2 separate regions of the Homo sapiens genome follow, and region 1 is linked to region 2. Evidence: read pairs that join two places in POLR2A ChIA-PET (ENCODE). Cell type or tissue: K562. All regions are shown on one strand. Each heading gives the region's core, and the rest is flanking DNA. Links, peaks and the distances in the headings are about the cores only. Region 1 overlaps PPCDC (phosphopantothenoylcysteine decarboxylase). Region 2 has its middle 24 kb from the start of C15orf39.

Evidence for each region. ChIA-PET counts read pairs that join two places held together with the same protein. Peaks named below come from ENCODE experiments on the same cell type or tissue, not always from the same donor. Only the 100,000 strongest peaks of a DNase experiment are listed, where the experiment ranks them.
Region 1: POLR2A ChIA-PET joins it to region 2 with 5 read pairs; 16 of 35 experiments call an interaction of 5 or more read pairs at or near these places.

The regions. Positions count from the first base shown.
Region 1 is chr15:75,035,396-75,043,247 of GRCh38, reverse strand. All of the region lies in intron 2 of PPCDC (phosphopantothenoylcysteine decarboxylase), which reads right to left. Among named protein-coding and RNA genes, the nearest start is that of PPCDC, 16 kb to the right of the region's middle. RefSeq lists enhancers at 1-167, 1-201, 292-381, 6,323-6,823 and a silencer at 5,735-5,973. In K562, for the core only: no CTCF peak of the experiment used is centred there; a DNase peak (open chromatin) is centred at 3,892.
Region 2 is chr15:75,173,967-75,181,106 of GRCh38, reverse strand. No RefSeq gene overlaps it. Among named protein-coding and RNA genes, the nearest start is that of C15orf39, 24 kb to the left of the region's middle. RefSeq lists enhancers at 3,475-3,574, 3,131-3,690. In K562, for the core only: a CTCF peak has its summit at 2,464; DNase peaks (open chromatin) are centred at 2,516 and 3,206; H3K4me3 peaks cover 589 bases.

The DNA.
Region 1 (7,852 bases), core at 2,663-5,162, 140 kb after region 2:
ATCAGGTGTGGCTGTTTCACTTCCCTATCTGAGGGGCTGCTGAGGAATGAGTCACCAACTGCCCGTATATACAAAGCTGCAAGCTCCTGCCACTCGGGCAGAGGTAGGCCCAGTGGCAGAGGCACGCAAGTGACAGGAAAGGAAGTCAAGGCCAGGGCCGCAGAGGCCACAGCAGGCAGGAGGGGCCACCCAAGGAGGCTCATAGGTCCTGAGTTCTGTGCCACACAGCAGCTCTGCCCTCTGCAGGCCAAGGCGCTGGGGGCTGGGGCGCGGCATGTCCTCTGTGCATGCATGACCCGAAGAGAAAGCAGACAGTATCCCTTCACGTACTTCTAGGAACAAGTCCTCGTGGGCACAGGCTGCAGACAGGCTCCTGGAGAACCCAGCCTGTGTGTGCCCTACACTCATGGGGTGAGAATGAGGTTTACCTGGTGTACACTACCCATTCACTAAGAAATTACTAACGCAAACCAGGGCTGCCTGCAATCTGCTTAACAGAACACATGGCTGTGAAAAACAGCACCCAGGAGTGTGAAGGGCACTAGATGGGTTGGCTATCATTTGTAAAACAAGATTTTTTTTTTTTTTTTTTTTTGAGATGGAGTCTTACTTTGTCGCCCAGGCTGGAGTGCAGTGGTATGATCTCGGCTCACCGCAACCTCCGCCTCCCAGGTTCAAGCCATTCTCCTGCCTCAGCCTCCCGAGTAGCTGGGATTACAGGTGCACACCACCACGCCTGGCTAATTTTTGTGTTTTTAGTAGAGACGAGGTTTTTCACCATGTTGGCCAAGCTGGTCTCAAACTCCTGACCTCAGGTGATCCACCCGCCCCAGTCTCCCAAAGTGCTAGTGTTACAGGCGTGAGCCACCGCACCCAGCCTGTAAAACAAGATTTTAGACTAACGAGCTGGCAAAGTACAGGGGCCCAGAGGAAGTAGCTGTTGGGGAGAGGGGTGTATAGGGAACCACATCTTTGGGGGAAACCAATGAATCAGGAGAGGACATTTGTTTCTCTGGACATTTATCCAGAAGAAAGAAAAGTCAAGGGTGACAAGGACAGAACCATCAACCAGCCAGAGCTATAGTCATGGGCCATGTCTGGGCCAGACCCAGCCTATAGACATGCTGTTTGGCCTACACAAGATTATTAACATTTTTGAGCCAACATGTCCAAGTTGGAAGATTTCGCATAGAAAATTCAATTTCCTGAGTTCTTGTGAAAAGCTGAAGGCTAGGCGCTGCTGGACACACATTCCTACGTGAGAGCGACGTGGTGCCCTAAGGCCTGCCTCTCACTCTGTAGGACGTGCCCATGCCAATTCCACCTTGTCCTCATTCCTCCTTACTGTCTCTCTGAGGCACCCCCTCCTCGCTTGCTTCCTGCATATTGTACAGGGCAGGGTGGATGACACAGCGGCACAGCGCCTAGGAACAAAGCTAGGACCAAGGAGTAGAAGTCTCAGAGAAGAAGACTGAGGAAGAACTTCAGAAAGTCTGGCGTTCTGAGTTCTATTGACTTGTCCATTCTCCATCTCACTCCCCCTTAGGATCTACCATGCCCAGAACCTGCAAAAAAACCTCAAGGACCTTTTCAGAGGTCCATCACTTATTTATTTATTTACAGAGTCTTACTCCATTGCCCAGGATAGAGTGCAGTTGTGTGATCATGGCTCACTGCAGCCTCAACTGCCCTGGGCTCAGGTGATCCTCCCATCTCAGCCTCTTGAGTAGCTGGGACTACAGGTGCATGTCACCATGCCCAGCTAATTTTTTGTATTTTCGGTAGAGACAGTGTTTCACCATGTTGCCCAGAATTATCTCAAACTCCTAGGCTCAAGCAATCCACCCACCTTGGCCTCTCAAAGTGCTAGGATTACAAGCATGAACCACCATGCCCAGCCTAGAGGTCATTTAAACCAAACTCCCACTGAATGCTGGAGTCTCCCTAGGATGGCCCTGAATAAGCCTTGCCCAGTTCTGAGTAAGATGGCAAATGAGCAGGGCTGCATTATCCCTCCCCGGAACCCAGTCCTGGAGATGCCACTGGGCCAGCACAGGTTGGGAGAGCAGGGCAGGGCGGGGCCATGCTGAAGGCCCTGTCTCTTTCGTGGGGAAGACACAAGATAGTGATGAGGTAAAGAAGAGGGCACAATAAGTTATGGTAACCATAAGAAGAATAACCTTTACCTTTCAAACCCACAGAAGGAAATTCAATCTACACATAAAGGATACGAAAGGAGAAAAAGAAGCAGAGAGAATATATGATAAAGCATTTGGCCGGGAGCAGTAATGGGATTACGCTCATGCCTGTAATCCCAGCACTTTGGAAGGCCGAGACAGGCAGACTGCTTGAGCCCAGGAGTTCAACACCAGCCTGGGCAACATGGTGAGACCCCCATCTCTACAAAAAATACAAAAATTAGCCAGGCATGGTGGTGTGCGCCTGTAGTCCCAGCTATATTCGGGAAGCTGAAGTGGGCGGAGCCCTTGAGCCTGGGAAGGCAGAGGCTGCAGTGAGCAGAGATCAAGTTACTGCACTCCAGCCTGGGTGAAAGGGTGAGACCCTAACTCCAAAAAAAATAAAAAAATAAAAAAATAAAAAGCAAGCAAGCATTAAATAAGACAGCATAGGTAAATCCTAATATAATAATAATTATAGTAAATATATAACAGGCTCATCTTCTGTATTAAAATTCAGATTCTTATCTTGGATATTGTTTAATCCATCAATATCTTGTATAAAAAGATAAATTTAAAGCAAAAGAACATATAAAGGTTAAATAGAAGAAAAAGCTTTTAGTTAAATAAGGTAAACTCTGCTCCCTCCCAGAAGCCCATTAAAATAAAAGTAAAGTAATTTTTTTTAAAACGATCTAAACTCAGTGGCTCACGCCTGTAATCCCAGCACTTTGGGAGACTGAGGCAGGCAGATTGCTTGAGGCCAGGAGTTCAAGACCAGCCTGGGCAACGTGGTGAAACCACATCTCTAATACAAAAAAATTAGCCAGCATCGTGGCACACACCTATAGTCCCAGCTACTCTGGAGGCCAAGGTGGGAGGATCAGTTGAGCCCAGGAAGTCGAGGCTGCAGTGAGCCAAGATCATGCCACTGCACTCCAGCCTGGGTGACAAAGTGAGACCTTGTCAAGGAATAGAAGAGAAGAGAACGGCTGGGCATGGTGTCTCACGCCTGTAATCCCACTTTGGGAGGCTAAGGTGGGCAGATCACCTGAGGTGGGGAGGTCGAGATCAGCCTGACCAACAAGGAGAAACCCCATCTCTACTAAAAATACAAAATTAGCCGGGTGTGGTGGCGCATGCCTGTAATCCCAGCTACTCGGGAGGCTGAGGCAGGAGAATCGCTTGAACCTGGGAGGTGGAGGTTGCAGTGAGCTGAGATCGCACCATTGCACTCCAGCCTGGGCAACAAGAGTGAAACTCCATCTCAAAAAAAAAAAAACAAAGAAAGAAAAGAAGTAAATTCTCAAGAACAAAAAGAAGAGGAACCAACAGCAGTTAAGACGTGCCAATGCGCTTTCAGAAGATGGAAGCGAAAGGAAGCACTAGCAGAGCAGATCCTACAAGATAAGATTAGATTAGATGAGAAAAGAAAATATCCAAAGCCTACACAGTAACTGAGACACAAGCCAATTAGAGCCCAGGAGCCTAGGACTTGAGGCAGTGAGTACCACAAAGGTGAGCATGAGGCAGATAGCTGAATACAGGAGGACTTCCTGACCTGTAGAAGGAACAGCTAAAGTCCCCCCAGGTCTTCTTCCCACCCAAGGCAGCCAAACATACTACCCTTGCAGAGTTAGCACAACAGAGGTCAAAGGAGTCCTGGAGCAGAAGTGAGTATCTACAGACCAAACAGAGACCCAAGCCTGCTTCCCCTACTTGACCCTAAGAACGCAAGGTCAACCAGGCAGGAGACTACTGATAGGGTCCTTCTGGAAAAAACAAATAACCCTGGCAGTAGGGAGATGTGGTAGGGAAGGAAACCTTCAGATATGGAATTCAGAGGTCCACCAACAAAACATTTCAATACCAGATGAGTACCAAGTCCCTGGCAGTGAAGACAGAGTTTCCAATCAACTTTTGGCACCCAAATAAGAACAGCCAAGGAGTATCAGATATCTGAGGAGAGTCCTCTAGCAAGAAAGAGATTACACAAACAAACAGAAAATAGAAACCCAGAGACAATAGAGGGAGAAGAAAACTTAAAGATGAGAGACTACACCCAAGAAACAAGAACATAACACTTTTTAAAATGAGTATTCAAGGAACAAAAAAGAACTCTTAGAAATTAACATTATAAACAGTGAAATAAAAAATTCAACACAAGTCTAAAAGAAATCTTCCAGAAAGGAGAAAAAAAAAGATAAAGAAACGGATAATAGTAGAAAAAAGATGAGAAAATTGAATCAATTCAGTAGGTTAAAAAATCTGACGATTAAAGAGTTCCAGAGAGAACAGAAAAATAGGAGAAAATTACAAAAAAAAAATTAAATTAAATTTCCCAGAAGTGACGAACCCACAGGTGAGAGCCATTTACTCTGCCTCCAGGGGTCGGAGAAGGCAACCCCACTGTTAGGTTCATGAAGAAATTAGAGCGTCATGTCTATTGGTGCAGCCTGAGCCCACAGCAGCTCTTCTGGTGGCCACATCCCTCTGCTGATGTATGGAGTTTGCAATCAGCAAAAACTCAAAAAAATTATTCTCATTCATGCTGCTACTAAGCCACAAGCGCCAGGCTGTATCTGAGCAGTTATTTTTCTGGTCCCAAATGCTGTCCCTCACATGTCCCTGGTAAACTTCCCCTCACCAGAGTTGGTCTGCTGTTTGCTCAGCCTACAGAGAGCTCCTGAGAGCTCAATCCTGTTGCTCCTCCTCTCAGCCAGCACCACCATCAGTAGCCCCCAGAGACACTAATCCAAATTATGAACAGAACAAAGTCAAGGGCAGAGGCCACCCACAATGTCCACGGGCGTGGGTGTGGCAGCAGAGCAAGGGGTGAGAAAGAACCAAGAAGAAACTCTTTCCAAGTTGGATCTTTCACTGGCTATAACATGCTGACAACATCCCCAGGTGGTCTAGGGAGAGGTCCTAGGATTCCATCAAAGGCCTCATCTAAATCGAAAAATACTTTGTCTACTATCCAAAACATAAACTAAAATCGATATGCCTTGTTCCTAGTGATCCCAATCTAGCTTTTCTTAGCACTTACAAGCCTCATCTGTAGCAATTTGTGGAGCTCACCTCCTTCACCTTTTTGATAAATGGATACTAGCCATCTCCTGCCCCTGGCCCCTTTGACGTTTCCCACACTTCCTGTAGGTCACCAACCACAGTACCCTAGCACCCCAGGAGAGAACTTGCCCAGGACAGGAGATGAATCACCCAGCCTCGGTTCAGGTCCCTCCTACCACCACAAGCTCAAAAGAGAAGATGAACAAAATGAGATCAAAGAATCCCCCCATTTCTTTGTTAAAAACAACAACAACAACAACAACAGAGTCTCACTTTGTCATCTAGGCTGGAGTGCAGCGGCGCAATCTCGGCTCACTGCAACCTCCCAGGTTCAAGGAATTCTCCTGCCTCAGCCTCCCAAGTAGCTGGGATTACAGGCATGCGCCACCATGCCCAGCTAATTTTTGAATTTTTACTAGAGACAGGATTTCACCATGTTGGCCAGGCTGGTCTCGAACTCCTGAGCTAGGGCAATCCACATGCCTCTGCCTCCCAAAGTGCTGGGATTACAGGCATGAGCCACCGCGCCCAGCCCCTCCCATTTCTTCTTATCCTCTGCTAATGTTACCACTGGCCTCCAGCACCAGACACTGCTTCATTGTTCTTCTTCCAAATACATAAAACAGCCCTCTCGAGCCTCCTGAGTTTTGCCATAAGCTTCAGCTCACCCTGGGGGGCTCTGGACCACATTCTTCCTTCATCTCTGGTTACATGTCCTCCCTTCCACTTAACTGTTTTCCAGCTCCTTCAACAGAAGGCTTCAGGTAGCCAGAGACCACATCTCTGCTAATACACTGCCTGCTTCTGCTCATGGGACCACCATCTTTCATTTCTAAGAGCTTCCCAACCATCCTGAACCATTTGCTACTTAAGAATGTCCCAGGTTCATCGCCTCTATTCTGAAATTTGGAAAGCTACTTCCTGAAGGTCTAGGTCCTCCACTCTCCCCAGCTCCCAAAACCATCTTCCAGTTTGCAAAGCGGAGAACCTTGCCTAGTGCTGGCCTTCAGAATCATCCCCAAATTGGGCGCCAGGCATGGTGGCTCATGCCTGTCATCCCAGCACTTTGGGAGGCAGAGACGGGCGGATTGCTTGAGCTCAGAAGTTTGGGATGAGCCTGGGCAACAGGGCAAAACTCCTTCTCTACAAAAAAAAAATAATCAATCAATCATCCATCAATAAAAAAATAAAAAGAATCATCCCCAAATTGGTAATGCCCTTGATTCAGGGGTTCTCGCCTCCCTCTCAACTCTACCCTTTCTTCCTTCCCTACACCGTCACTCAAGGTCTCAGAGCCTTTAGGCCCCCACTGTCCCCTGGGGAGCTCCACCCGGGGTCCTGTTAAGCCTCTCACCCTGCTTGAGATCTTCCCTCTAAGCTCTTTGCCTAACCTCTCAGAGGCTCCACTCTCTAGCCACCCTCCCAGGTTACAGTCACATTGTTAGGGAGCCTCCTGGGGTCAAGGTCTTCACTAAGGAGTAATGCGAAGAGTATGTGATGGGCGGGTCTTTCCTGATGCCCCACCTCTGACCCACTGAAGCAGCTGACTCTCCTTGGAGGTGACCCTGACTGACCCCAGTGCTGTCTAGCAGGCCCAGACTAGTTTTTCTGGTTTTAGAGGGATGTCACTTGATCTGATTCATCAGCCCTATGGGCTTTGTTCTTTTATTTTCATTCACTCCACCAAAAGGTCCTGGGAGCCAAGGGCTGGGCCCTGTACACATTAAAATAAATAAATAAATAAATAAAACCATGTGTTATCTTCTATGATACTAAATAATTCTGACCGTTTACTCATTTACCTTGACCTTTTCCCAGCAAATGCCAAGGAGCCCTGGCAGGGCAGAAACTCCCTGAGGGCAGGAGCCTTCCTTGGCTTTCTCTTACACCTTTGTGGGTCCTGGTAGAAGCAGCGCTGGGCATTAAAAAAGAATCCCCCATATGCTACAGAATTCCTGAAAGGCAGCTCCCGGCTTAGTCCCCTGCTGACACCACTTAGAAAAAAGTTTTTTTCCTTTTTTTTTTTTTTTTTTTTGAGACACAGTCTTGCTCTGTGCAGGCTGGAGTGCAATGACACTATCTCGGCTCACTGCAACCTCTGCCTCCTGGGTTCCAGAGATTCTCCTGCCTCAGCCTCCAGAGTAGCTGGGATTACAGTTGTGCGCCACCACGCCCAGCTAATTTTTGTATTTCTAGTAGAAAGAGTGTTTCACCATGTTGGCCAGGCTGGTTTCAAAGTCCTGGCCTCAGGTGATCTGCCCACCTCAGCCTCCCAAAGTGCTGGGATTACAGGTGTGAACCACCACGCTCAGCCTACCTGAGAAAAGTTTTTACAGCTAATAGTTTTAAGCTAAATCTCTTTGTGTATGTGACTGAGGCTTGGACAGACCCTATTACATAAGCTGCCTGCATTTTATCTAGCATGTATAGAGATTCCTTCCCGAAACCAGTTGGCAAGTCTAGTTTCCTTTTCTTTGCTGAAGAGACATCAGGAATCCTGATTTGGGTCTGGTCAGGAGAAATGGAATGAGGATTTAGAGTGATACCTCCCGTTTCTACTTCAGGCCCCTAGTGTGGCCAGGCTACGTCTGGGGCAGATTATC
Region 2 (7,140 bases), core at 1,411-3,910:
AATGTTAGATAAGGTTGTTTAACTATGTACAGGTCTGGTTAGCTTTACAGGGCTGTAAAGCTGTCACATTCATATCAGCTGCAGGGGTTAAACCTGGGTCACACCAACCGGGACCATCCCTCTAAATTGCCAGGTGTGGGCTGTTCATCAGAAATACCAACTACAGTTTGTTATTTTGTTTTATTTTTTCAGGGGCCTTAGGGTAGCTTACTTTCTCAGACCTTAGCCTATATCCCTGAATGATTATCAGGAAAATGTTTTAATCCAGCAAGGCCTAGGGAATGGGAGATGGCAGAGAGGATGGGAGAGCAGGGGAGCCTGTTCCACCACAGCCAGATGGTGCTTGGCAGAGCAGGAAGAGGACTCTGTGGCCACTAAGCCGGGAGGTGCTGGGCAGTGAGGCCCGGGATGCATCTGTGGTCCTGGGCATGGGAACAGCACTCGGTGCAGTCATAGTTCCTGGCTGCTGGCCACACTGTCTTCTGAATCCTTGGCCCACACAGAACTCCCTCCTTGAGTTCTCAGAGCCCTGGCCAGCCCCAGAACCCTCTGCCCAGCTTTCTGCTGGCCTGACTGTCCTGTGGAGGAGGGGAAGCAGGACTGCAGGAGGATGTGGCCAGACCAAGTTGGAAGCCAAGAGGGGCTTGGCAGCTCCCCGAGGGCTGGCACTGCGCCCCCTCCTCTTCCACTCTCCACTGCCCACGCTGCTCAGGACTCGACACAAGAGCATTCAGTTAATAGAGATGTGGTGGTGTTGCTTGGGAAAAGCCAACCCAAAGACACAAGGTCACCTGACATTTAGCAATGCTATTCAATGGAAATAAAATAGGAGCCATATGTTATCTGAAATTTTCTAGCAGACAGTAAGGAGAAACAGATGAAATCAATTTTAGCAATATATTTAAGAGAACCCAATTTATCTAATGGAACCCTGTGTTACCATTTCAATATTTAATCATATACAAAATTATTAAGATATTTCACATTCTTTTGTTTCATGCTAAGTCTCCTAAATCCTGTGTATATGTTACACTTACTGCCCATATCAATGTGTACTAGCCCCTGCAGGAGAGGAAAAAACTTTTCCTCTACACTCTCTTGTTCTGTGATTGCAGCTTTCGAATTAAACTGACAAAAGACAGATTAACAGGAGAAGAAGTTTATTATGTCTGCATACCGTACCAACAAAGGACGTAGCTGGCTGGTTAAATAGAGTTGAAGGCTTATATACCTAACTTAGTAGGGAAAAGGGAGGGGAAAGAAAGGGCTTCTGTGGGAAAAACAAATAGGTTTCTTTAGCAAAGACAAATGGGGTTTTAAGAGAACCGACAGGTGATAAAGTTTGTGAAATATTTGTCTATATAGGTATGAGTGGTCGCTCTGTCTTCTTGGGGCCATGAAACTACCCCTATGACAGAGTTTATGGTAGCCTTACTTCCCAGAAGTTACTGCTTTTTGTCAGATAAAGGAAGCTCCTAGGAGGCTTTTTTCTGCGTCTGTTGAATCTCAAATGTCTTCAGCTTAAAATAATGTTTATGCCAACTCTGGGGCTCCTAGTGGGTTCCCACACATTTCAAGTGCTCAACAGTCATATGCGGCTACCTTATCAGATGGTGCAGGTGCAGAATCATTAAATCATGGAACCCCAGGGCAGGACAGCTCCTGGAGACGCTGGCAAGCATGCCCTCTGCCACCTTCTTCCCCGTGCCTAGCCCGTACTCTGCTTGAGTGTCCCCAAGCTGGGTGCCCACGACCCCTGCCTCCCCCGCAGCTTCCTCCAGACCAGTGGCTCAGGCTCCGTGGTAGATTGAGTTGTTGATGTTGAGCAGAAATCTCCCTCCCGCCTAAGTGGGCAACCCAACATCTTTCCCAAAGCACTGGCACAAACCCGCCGTGAGGGTGGCTGGCAGGAACTATTGTTGAATTTTACCTAGAGGGTCCGTGTCCAGCAGCAAGTGGGGACAGGAGAATGCTAGGATACAAGGTCGTCCTTGCTGTGCCTTGGCCCAGCGAGTGGTCTCCATGTCCCCTCAGAGGGAGGGTGCATTCTGGCACGTGGCTGAGCGGGTACCCACCAAAACCCTAACGTAGAAAGCCCGGCTCCAGTCACAGCCTGCCTGGGACTGGCCCTGGCCCTGGCCCTGGCTGCCGCTCTCCTTCCCCCAGCTGAATCCTAATAGGAGGCACAGAATCCTAATACAGCCTCCAGGTTTCACAGATGGGGAAACCGAGGCGCGGTTCCCGCGCGTCCACGTTCAGCCCATGCCCGGGCTGAACCCAATTGCAACAAAGTCCCAGGGGCCTCCGGAGAAAACGTGGGAGCCTTCCCGCCCTGGCGGGCCCTTGCCAGCTCTCTGCTTCTCGGACACAGGCGGCGGGCGGGCGCGGGCCTCAGGGACCCGGCCGCTGGGGCGGGAGTCTCCAGGGAACCGTGATGTAACCCAGCGCCCCGGCTTGCAGGAGCGGCCCCCAGGCGCCGCCCGTGGCTTGTTTACTCGACTAGGGGCGCGGGGTGGAGTCGCGGCCACCGGCCCCGCCCCACCCCCCACAGTGCCCGCCCCTGCACCTCCCCCCAACCCCTCCACCCCAACGGCTGGACGGAGCCCCAGGGGCTGTTGGAGGCTTGCGGGTGTTGGTCCTGTTTCTGCCTTAGATGTTCCAAGACCTGGCGCAGTGGCCGAGCCACACGGGTGACTCTGAAAGGGCCTGAGTCCCCCACGAGCTCTCTCAGTCACGGCCCCCAAAGTAGCTCAAAAGAACATTCCAACGAAGTAAAATCCCGGAGCTTGCTATGCCTACGCAGCCTCAGGACAAGGGCCCTCCTATCCGGTCCCCCAGTCGCCGCATCTTCCCGGCCTGTCTCCTGCTCCTGTCTCCTGTTCTGTGATAGCCGGCACCGTGGGGAGCCCTTTTTTGGACTCCCCAAAAGTCTGCCTCAGGGGACAAAAACAGCATTTCCCAGGGGCTCTACTACTCCTGGCACAGAGAAAGAGAGTTTGCTCTTGGCTAGGCAAAGTTAACACCCTGAAGGGCTGAAGGGCAGAACTGCTTAGGGGTTGGGGCTCCTCACTTAGGGCAGCGATTCCCAGTCCTGGGCTCTTTCCAGCCCCAAGCCAGGGCCTGGCTCACTGGGGCCAGTGGGGAACAGCAGGGCTCCCTGCACACACAGCACCCTCTCGAACTGGGCTCTCCAGCCAGACACAGGCCTCCCACCCCTAGGGGAGAGCAAGAACAAGGCAGTGTGTGGCCAGATGGTAATGGATGGGAACAGATCTAGAGGGTGCAATGCTGATGCCAGCAAAAACCCCAACAGCTGTGACCTGTGCCCACTGCCAGGGTTTTCTCATCTAGACTCTCCATTCCCTGGTGAGGCAGGCAGGCTGCCTACAGATGAGGGAGCTGAGGCTCAGAGAGAGCAGGGGAGCCTGAGGTCACCCTAGGAAGTTGGCGACAGCTGCAACTAGGACCTAAACCCGTGTGCTAGTCTCTCATGCGCTTTTTTTTTTTTAAATAGACAGTACAATATGAACATACTTCATGCAATCTTGAGAGCCCAAGAGCCCTGTAACTGGGAGCAGTCCAGGAGGGCTTCCTGGATAAGAGGCCAGGCCTCAGCTAGATGAGGGAGGAGGGGCACGATTTGGAGAGAGAGGTGTGAGGTGAGAAGGCTTCTCTGAGGTGGGAAATAGGAAGAAAGGGGATGGGCTGGGTGGGATAGCACTCACCTGTAATCCCAGCACTTTGGGAGGCTGGGGAAGGGGATTGTTTCAGACCAGTTTGGGCAATATAGTGAGACCACCATCTCTACCAAAAATTAAAAATGTGGCACATGCCTGTGGTCCCAGCTACCTGAGAGGCTGACATGGGAGGATTGCTTGGGCCCTGGAGGTCAAGGCTGTAATGAGCCATGATCGTGCCACTGCACTCCTGTCTGGGTGACAGAGTGAGACCTTGTCTCAAAAAAAAGAAGAAAGGGGAGGTTAACCTGGGAAGAGAACAGCCCGGGAGCTGCAGGAAGTAAGGGTGCAAAAGATCTCACCAAAGAAGAGGGTCTGGGGGTCAGTCAGGGAGGAGGCCAGCCAGGGTCAAGAGAAGTTCCTGGGGAGGGGGTGTGGTGGGCAGATGCAGGATTGGAGACTACTGGTATTGGGGGCAGCATTTCCAGTCCAGCCTTCCACTGCAGACTCTAGCATTTCCCAGCCCTCTGGCTTTGGGTATGTTATCTTCCCTCTGTGGGCCTCAGTTTCCTCATTTATAAGATGGAGATCAGCTCCCCACGCTGCCCATGGCTGAGAAGGTGCTTTGTGACTGGCTTTACATACTTGAGGGTGTGAGGGACTCATATACCAATGTGACGGATAGGCTGGAGTCAGGGGAGACCTCTCCATGGGGCTTCTCCCTGCCATGTATTCCCTGCCCTTACAGAGAGAGGCCTCATACACTTGTTCCCTCCAACTCTGCCGGCATGTTGGGGAGGCCCCTAGGCTTAGTAAATATTTGTGTCTCTGCTCTAGTTGGTGGCTGCTGGAACATTCTGTCCTGCTTCTCATTCATCTAGGCTTCTGCCTCAGGCTGTGAAGTTACTGCAAGAGATCAAGAGCCCAGGGTGGGAACTTCTAGGTCCTTCGCCAGCCCCCCTCCTGCCTACTCCTGAGCCCCAGTTTATTCCTGGAGTTCAGAACCCTGTGCGAGGCCCTGTGCACTTTGGGAGGCTAAGGCAGGTGGATCACCTGAGGTCAGGAGTTCGAGACCAGCCTGGCCAACGTGGTGAAACCCCATCTCTACTAAAAATACAAAAATTAGCCAGGCGTGGTGGCATGTGCCTATAGTCATAGTCCCAGCTACTTGGGAGGGCAAGGCAGGAGAATTGCTTGAACCTGGGAGGTGGAGGTTGCCAGTGAGCCGAGATTGTGCCATTGCACTCCAGCCTGGGCAACAGAGTGAGACTCCGTTTCAAAAAAAAAAAAAAAGAAAGAAAGAAAAAAAAAGAAAAAAAAAGAAAGAAAGGAAAGGAAGAGAGAGAGAGAGACATGTGACTCTAAAGAACCTCTCTGGGCATGGTGGCTCATGCCTGTAATCCCAGCACTTTGGGAGCCCAAGATAGGAGGATTGCTTAAGCCCAGGAGTTTGAGAACAACCTGGGCAACATAGTGAGACCCTATCTCTAGTTTTAAAAAGAACACCTCTCCTTTTGCTGTGAGAAGAGCTAGGACATTGGGTCCGAATGTTAGCTCAGTAGCTGGCCTGATGTGTGGTTTTGGTTGAGTCCCACTACTTTTCTGAGCTTATTTCCTCATTCCTGAAAAGGTGGTGAAATGGTTTGGACCAGTGCCTGGCACTTACTAAGCTGTTTTCTTCCTTAGCCTTCCTTCCATGCCTCTGCACTGTCTTCCTAGAAGTTTGGGCCTGCCCTATTTAACCAATTAAATTAACAAGGATAAGAAGTTTCCGACTTTTATTGGGTACTCTATACAGTGCTATGCTGGTAAATGTTAAAAACCAGCTCTACATACATTTTTTTAAAGTTCTAGGCCAGGCGCAGTGGCTCATGCCTATAATCCCAGCATTCTGGGAGGCCGAGGCAGGTGGATCACCTGAGGTCAGGAGTTCAAGACTAGTCTGATCAATATGGTGAAACCCCATCTCTACTAAAAATACAAAAATTAGCTGGGTGTTCAAGGTGGCACGCACCTGTAGTCCTAGCTACTCAAAAGGCTGAGACAGGAGAATCACTTGAATCTGAGAGGCAGAGGTTGCAGTGAGCTGAGATCACACCACCGCACTCCAGCCTGGGCAATAGAGTGAGACTACATCTAAAATAAAATAAAATAAAATAAAAGTTCTGTTTTGCAGTGTTTGCCCTATTTCCGTGCTGTTAATACTCACCATGGCCATTTCTTTTTTTCTTTTTTTCTGAGACAAGTTTCGCTCTTGTTGCCTAGGCCGGAGTGCAATGGCAAGATCTTGGCTTACTCCAACCTCAACCTCCTGGGTTCAAGCTATTCTCCTGCCTCAGCCTGCTGAGTAGCTGGGACTACAAGCGTCCACCACCACACCCAGCTAATTTTCGTATTTTAGTAGAGACGGGTTCGCCACATTGGCCAGGCTGGTCTCGAACTCCTGACATCAGATGATCCACCAGCCTCAGCCTCCCAAAGTGCTGGAATTATAGACGTGAGCTACCGCGCCCGGCCCACCGTGGCCATTTCAAAGCTACCAACATGACATCACAGAAAGTGAACTGTGACCTAGTGAGAGCTGGCAGGCCACAACACAGCACTGCCTGTGGGATTTGCTATATAATTTGCAAGGCCCAATACAAAATGAAATTGCAGGTTCCCTGTTCAAAATGCATGGGGGAATGTCTTCCCTTTTTTCCATGATGCCTCTCACAACCTGTCATGGTGTTGCGTTTTTTGGTAATTTACACTTAATGTTCTTACTCCCTCCAGCTCGGGACACGCACAGGGCAAGAGCGGACCTTCACAGATCGGGGAGGTGGCACATGTGGAACCTAGTAACTACCAGGCTCCCCGTTCCAGCAGCCACCAGACAGACTTATTGGGAAGTAGAGGCAGGCATCTTCCCTTCCTAAAGGCCCACAGTCCCAACTATGTCCCAACCTCGTAGCCAGGAGGCACTAGGGACTGGGATAGGAGTGGAGAGAGGCTCACCCTCCCTAAGCCACCCACTGAACATGGCATATTGCTGCCAGCCTGGGACAGGACGGCCACCACCTGTCCGCTCTGACACTGTGGGGTGCATGTACTTGGCCCTGGCGCACCCACCCCCACCCAGGCCCTCAAGGGAGCAAAGGGTGGCAGTGTTGCAGGGCAGGGGTGACAAGGGGGCTGGGTGGCACTGGGGCACCAGAGGTTGAGGGAGTGGATAGCCAAGAACTCATTCCAGGGAAGCATGGAGGTGGCAGGAGGCATGACCATGCTTCAGGCCAAGATTCCAAGCCCTCAGCACGTGCTACATGACCCCATTGGACTTCACTTACAAAAGACAAATTTGGCTGGGCATGATGGCTTACACTTGTAATCCCAGCACTCTGGGAGGCCGAGACAGGTGGATCACCTGAGGTCAGGAGTTCAAGACCAGCCTGGCCAAGATGGTGAAACCCCGTTTCTACTGAAA